2 separate regions of the Homo sapiens genome follow, and region 1 is linked to region 2. Evidence: chromatin contacts called from ENCODE Hi-C or POLR2A ChIA-PET data. All regions are on one chromosome and are shown on one strand. Each heading gives the region's core, a stretch centred on a gene start or an enhancer-like site at or near the end of the contact. The rest is flanking DNA. Distances are from core to core; before and after follow the strand shown. Region 1 has its middle 44 kb from the start of SRGN. Region 2 overlaps HK1 (hexokinase 1).

What was found. A loop is a pair of places that touch in the nucleus more often than their neighbours do. ChIA-PET counts read pairs that join two places held with the same protein, here RNA polymerase II (POLR2A). Pooled maps may share reads with other maps.
Region 1: a loop to region 2 is called in a pooled map, with 4 times the contacts of the local background. The contact joins two enhancer-like sites. A Hi-C loop is called at or near these places in 4 of 50 pooled maps. POLR2A ChIA-PET finds 5 or more read pairs at or near these places in 2 of 52 experiments (H1 and HCT116).

The regions. Positions count from the first base shown.
Region 1 is chr10:69,043,152-69,045,965 of GRCh38, forward strand. No RefSeq gene overlaps it. Among named protein-coding and RNA genes, the nearest start is that of SRGN, 44 kb to the right of the region's middle. Within about 2 kb of position 1,565, at least 6 of the 41 ENCODE cell types and tissues checked have a DNase peak (open chromatin) inside an H3K27ac peak, as active enhancers do.
Region 2 is chr10:69,391,138-69,393,964 of GRCh38, forward strand. HK1 (hexokinase 1) reads left to right here. Exons shown (of 18, transcript NM_000188.3): 15 at 988-1,171. Among named protein-coding and RNA genes, the nearest start is that of TACR2, 24 kb to the right of the region's middle. RefSeq lists an enhancer at 1-263. Within about 2 kb of position 1,519, at least 8 of the 41 ENCODE cell types and tissues checked have a DNase peak (open chromatin) inside an H3K27ac peak, as active enhancers do.

The sequences.
Region 1 (2,814 bases), core at 315-2,814, 350 kb before region 2:
GATCATCGCATGAGCCGATTCCTTAAAGTCTCTCCTGCTGTTTTTCTGGAAAACCTGACTACTACAGTGCCTGAGGTGGGACCCGATTACCCCATTCTGCCTTCCAGCTGCTGGCGGTGCGTGTGTTTGCCCGGAAGGGTGATCCAGGGCTTCATCAGGCAAAGCATTGGGGATGGAAGTTCCGGCGACTCTCATGGCCTCGCCTGGTGAGGGGCACCCCTGGGGCAAACCCCGTTTCCTACTGATTCCATGTCAGCACTGCTTTTCCTGCTGGCAGAAATCAAATCAAGCCAGTTACCATGGCTCACACCTGTAATCCCAGCACTTTCAGAGGCCGAGGCGGGTGGACCACCTGAGGTCAGGAGTTCAAGACTAGCCTGGCCATCGTGACGAAACCCTGTCTCTACTAAAAATTAAAAAAAAAAAAAATAGCTTGGTGTGGTGGTGGACGCCTATAATTCCAGCTACTCGGGAGGCTGAGGCAGGAGAGTCATTTGAACCCGGAAGGCGGAGGCTGCAGTGAGCCGAGATCGTGCCACTGCACTCCAGCCCGGGCAACAGACAGAGACTGTCTCAAAGAAAAAAAAATGTTCCCGCCATCTAGGCATGAACTGTCTGCTGAAGCCCCTCAAATCTCCTGCCTTGCCCTGGATGGAGACCTGTTTTTATTTTGTTATTTCTGTCTATAAAAGCAGCTAGATTACTATGTCTTTCCTTTTTATTGAAATTTGAAAAACTGCACACCACTTATGTGAGCCACGTTATAATGGAAAAGGCAGGTGCCTCCAGAGGAGACACACAGGGCAGCATGTGTCTGCGTAATGTGTGTCATCAGAATACACGTGTGTGGGTTTTTGTCTAGCTCCCTTCATCTGCATGGCGCCAACAATGATTGTGAAGTATCTGTGAGCCATGAGTTCCTTTACTAATGCAGCACATGCTACTCAGGGCCTCCTCTGTGCCAGGCACCACACTGGGTTCCGGGGACCCAACAGGGAACAAGACACAGTCCCTGCCCACAGGGAATGTGCAGCCTAAGTGTCATCTCTGAGGCTGGGTTCGAAGGGAAGTGAGGAGCGTTAGAATTGGGGCCTGCAGCCTCTTAACTATTTGGCTATTTATCATTACAACGGGGCTCTATGAACCTAGTAATATTTTCTGTTTGAGTCAAAGACATTAGCATTTTTTAGAGCCAGCCAGCCGGAAGTGGGCTCTCCAACCTTCCCTCCACAGCTTCTCTGTGCATCTCACCGTGGCACCTTCACTTTCTGCCCCTACCATGTGATTTTGTAGATGTGGTGTCCACAGGCTGAGCTTTGGCCTCACCCAGACCTGGGATTGGGTCCCAGCCACACCATTTCTAGCCGTGTGATCTTGGCCTCACGACTTAGCCTCTCTCAGCTTCCCTTTCCTCATCTATAATACTAATTTGGGGGAAAATAATAGCTCTGTACTTTTATTGGTGGGGCTGTTAGGGAGATTAGTGAGATGATACATACCATAGTCCCTTGCATAAGTTTCAAATAATGTTACCTGCCACAGTCCCTTGCAAAAGTGCTAAAGGCAAGTCCCTTGCAAAAGTGCTAAATAAATGTTAACTTCCTTTTTTTAAGTTTTTTTTTTTTTTGAGACCAAGTCTCTCTGTCACCCAAGCTGGAGTGCAGTGGCATGATATCGGCTCACTGCAATCTTCACCTTCCTGGTTTGAATGATCTTCCTGCCTCAGCCTCCTGAGTAGCTGGGATTACAGGCACCTGCCACCACACCCAGCTAATTTTTGTATTTTTAGTAGAGACAGGGTTTCACCATGTTGGCCAGGCTGGTCTCAAATGTCTGACCTCAGGTGATCGGCCTGCCTCAGCCTCCCAAAGTGCTGGAATTACAGGGGTGAGCCACTGTGCCCAGCCATAAATGTTAACTTCTATAATATTATTTTTGTTATTGTTACTTATCTCCTTACTTATGTATTTTTCATTATTCAAGGGCAAGGACCATTTTTCCCCTTCTCCTCTTACCCTCCTCCTTGTTCTAAATAGGACTTATGGCAAATTTCAGCAAGTTGATGAGAAAAATAGAGGGAAAATGAAGATATAAACATAAAATGGAGCCAGCAGAGACTAATACAGAAAGTACATCCTTACTTTAGTGGGTCACAGGATTGGCTCTAAGCTTCCTAGCACCCAATGAGATGAAAGAAACTGAATTAGTTACATAATGTAACACTGTTGTCCATGAAATAAAACAAGCGAATAGCTCAGGAGAAACACACCTGGGCGACATTCTTTTTTTCCTTCTCACTTCCTTCTTGACCTTGTGATTCATTTTGCTGAAGGGAAGACCATTTGTTGGAAAGTGTTTCTGAATGCGATGGGAGTCCTGGCCCTTGGTAGAGGCCCACCCCTCGCTGTCTTCAGCTGATCTGTTAGTAATAGAGAAGATCTAGTTCCTGGCCCAGAGAACTGATCCTGCAATAGGGCTGTGTTTTTGAAACCAAAAGCGTCATACAGATAACAAAGGAGATGTGTCTCACTGTGGTTAGGCTATTTTGTAGCAACACTTGTTTCCACTCTTTTGCAATTTCAGGTTCTGTCAGACTTGATCTAAACATGAATGTGCAAGTCCAGTGCTCAGGCTGATATAACCACTGTCTGGGCCCTGAGTTGATTTGAATTTCCACTTCCAATCTGTGGTGCAACGTATGTAACACAGCAAATCAGTAAGGCTTTATCAAGCACTTTCTTTGTGCAAGGCCCCTGTCCCAGGCCCTGCCTGGGAACCTTGCTTCCAGCTTGAGGTAATGGGGGTCAAGAAGGA
Region 2 (2,827 bases), core at 269-2,768:
GTGGGTCCACCCAGAGAAAGGTGCCTTTTTCACAGAAGAATCCTCTGATCTTCAAAGGTCTGATACAAAAATGATGAAAAACCATTGCTTTTGAAAGCCCCCCTTGAAATGCTGAAGACACTGTCCTGCCCTGAACTGTGGGCTTCATCCCAAGGTATGTAGGAAAGCTTATTGAGCAGGCATAGTCCACGACCAACCATCCTTGTCGAGAAAAGATAAGTGGGGCTGGGCGTGGTGCCCACGCCTGTAATCCCAGCACTTTGTGAGGCTGAGGCGAGAGGGTAGCTCGAGCCCAGGAATTTGAGATGAACCTAGGCAACATGGCAAAACCCTATCTCTACTAAAAATTTTAAAAAATTAGCCAGGCATGATGGTGGTGCCTGTAGTCCAGCCACTTGGAAGGCTGAGGTGGGAAAATCACTTGAGCCCTGGAGGCGGAGGTTGCAGTGAGCCAAGATTGCGCCGCTGCACTCCAGCCTGGGTGACAGAGCCAGACCCTGTCTTGAAGAAAAGAAAAAGAAAATAAGTGAATATCTATGGTATGATAGAAGATAATCCCCTAATATTTTATACACATATATATAGGCATGTATATATTGTATATTCATGTGTGCATGATGTTGTGTGTGTACGTATATATTTCTTCTTCTGGTCTGAATGTTGCCTAAACCTCTACCATTGATGCTCCATCTCTTTGCTATAAAGCCATCTTCTATTAAAATAAACATAACCCTGCCTGGACGGGTGAACACATTGGCTCTTGGTTGAAAGTCAGCTAAGCAGGTGCCCTCTGGGTGATGTGGCTCAGACTCTCCATTTACATTTCAAATTTTTCCATTTCAAAATTGGGAAAGAAAAACTATTACTTTGTTCATCACAAAAAACGTGCCCCCTGCCTGTGGAACCTCAGGCCCCAGACCCCAGGCCCAGTTGCAAGACCCCCAAATGCAAGGCCACCGCTCCTCATTGCCCCCTCGTGTGTTCCAGGGACCGGCAGCAATGCCTGCTACATGGAGGAGATGAAGAACGTGGAGATGGTGGAGGGGGACCAGGGGCAGATGTGCATCAACATGGAGTGGGGGGCCTTTGGGGACAACGGGTGTCTGGATGATATCAGGACACACTACGACAGACTGGTGGACGAATATTCCCTAAATGCTGGGAAACAAAGGTAACCCCGCCTGGTGGAGAGGACACTCACAGTCAGGGTGGGGGCAGCACTTGGCTGCATTCTGCCACTTGCAGTGGAAGAAGTTTCTAGGAGGAGAGGTCTGAACAGAGGTTTCAAGACTGGACCCCCTGGCTCACTCCTGACCTTTGTCTTTTGGACAGCAGAGAACCAGGGAGGACAGACCCCCAACATGGTACAAGATGGCCCAGGGTTGATGCCTGTCTAGGGGCTGCCTGTGACTGTTTTTTAGCCTGGAGGATTCTGGCCTTCCGGTCCCCTTGCTGTGTTCCTTTCCCATCAGAATAACAAGGGGGTGGGGTGAGGGTGGCTGGGCGGCAGGTTGGTGTGAAGCAGAGGCCCTGTCGCAATCGTCCTTTCCTCCGTGAGCCTCCTGCACCACCTAGTGGCCTTGTGGAGCTTTGCAGCTCAGGTCTCAGGTACCATGTCTGAAATGGCAGTGTCTGCCCTTTGTCTCAAGCCCCCAGGAATCAGGCCATCCTCTGCCACGGCCAGGATGAGTTGGTCCAAGTTGTCTCCCTAGGAGCAGAAAGAAGGGCTGGAGCAGCACCCAGCATGAGTCACTCCCTAGCCCCCTCAAGGTTTTTGCCTTTTCTAAATACCACCCATGCTGTTATTTACTTAGTGCTTTTCTTCGAATCAGCTTACAGTTTTTTGTTTTTCTTTTTGTTTGAGGTGGAGTTTTGCTCTTGTTGCCCAGGCTGGAGTGCAATGGCGTGATCTCGGCTCACCACAACCTCCACCTCCCGGGTTCAAGCAGTTCTCCTGCCTCAGCCTCCCCAGTAGCTGGGATTACAGGCATACACAACCATGCCCAGCTAATTTTGTATTTTTAGTAGAGACGGGGTTTCTCCATGTTGGTCAGGCTGGTCTTGAACTCCCGACCTCAGGTGATCCGCCTGTCTAGGTCTCCTAAAGTGCTGGGATTACAGGTGTGAGCCACCGCAACCAGCCCTTATAGTCTTTTTCTTTTCTTTTCTTTTCTTTTTTTTTTGAGACAGAGTCTCACCCTGTTGTCCAGGCTAGAGTGCAGTGGTGCGAGCTCAGCTCACTGCCACCTCCTGGGTTCAAGTGATTCTCCTGCCTCAGCCTCCCAGGTAGCTGGGATTACAGGTGCACGGCACCACGCCCAGCTAGTTTTTGTATTTTTGGTAGAGACCAGGTTTCACCATGTTGGTCAGACTGGTCTCGAACTCCTGACCTCAGGTGATTGGCCCGCCTCAGCCTCCCAAAGTGCTGGGATTATAGGCGTGAGCCACCGTGCCCAGTGGCCTTTAAGGTCTTTACTGACATTTAATGAAGGAGGAAAAAGAGGAAGAACCAATAGTACCATAAAGAGATGGTAACTAAAAAATGAGTATAGTGAAGAACCGTGCTATTCAAGTCTAGCTGATGCTGTCGCCTACCAAATGACCTGAACTAAGACCCCCTTTGGGCTGAGTGCAGTCTATCATCAAAGTAATCCCAGCACTTTGGGAGGCCAAGGTGGGAGGATTGCTTGAGCTCAGGAGGTTGAGACCACCCTGGGCAACATAGGGTTGAGACCCTGTCTCTACTAAAAATTAATAACAATAATAACAACAATAATAGTAAGACCCCCTTGGTTAAAAAGCGGGGGGATCAGCAAGTGTTGGAAGG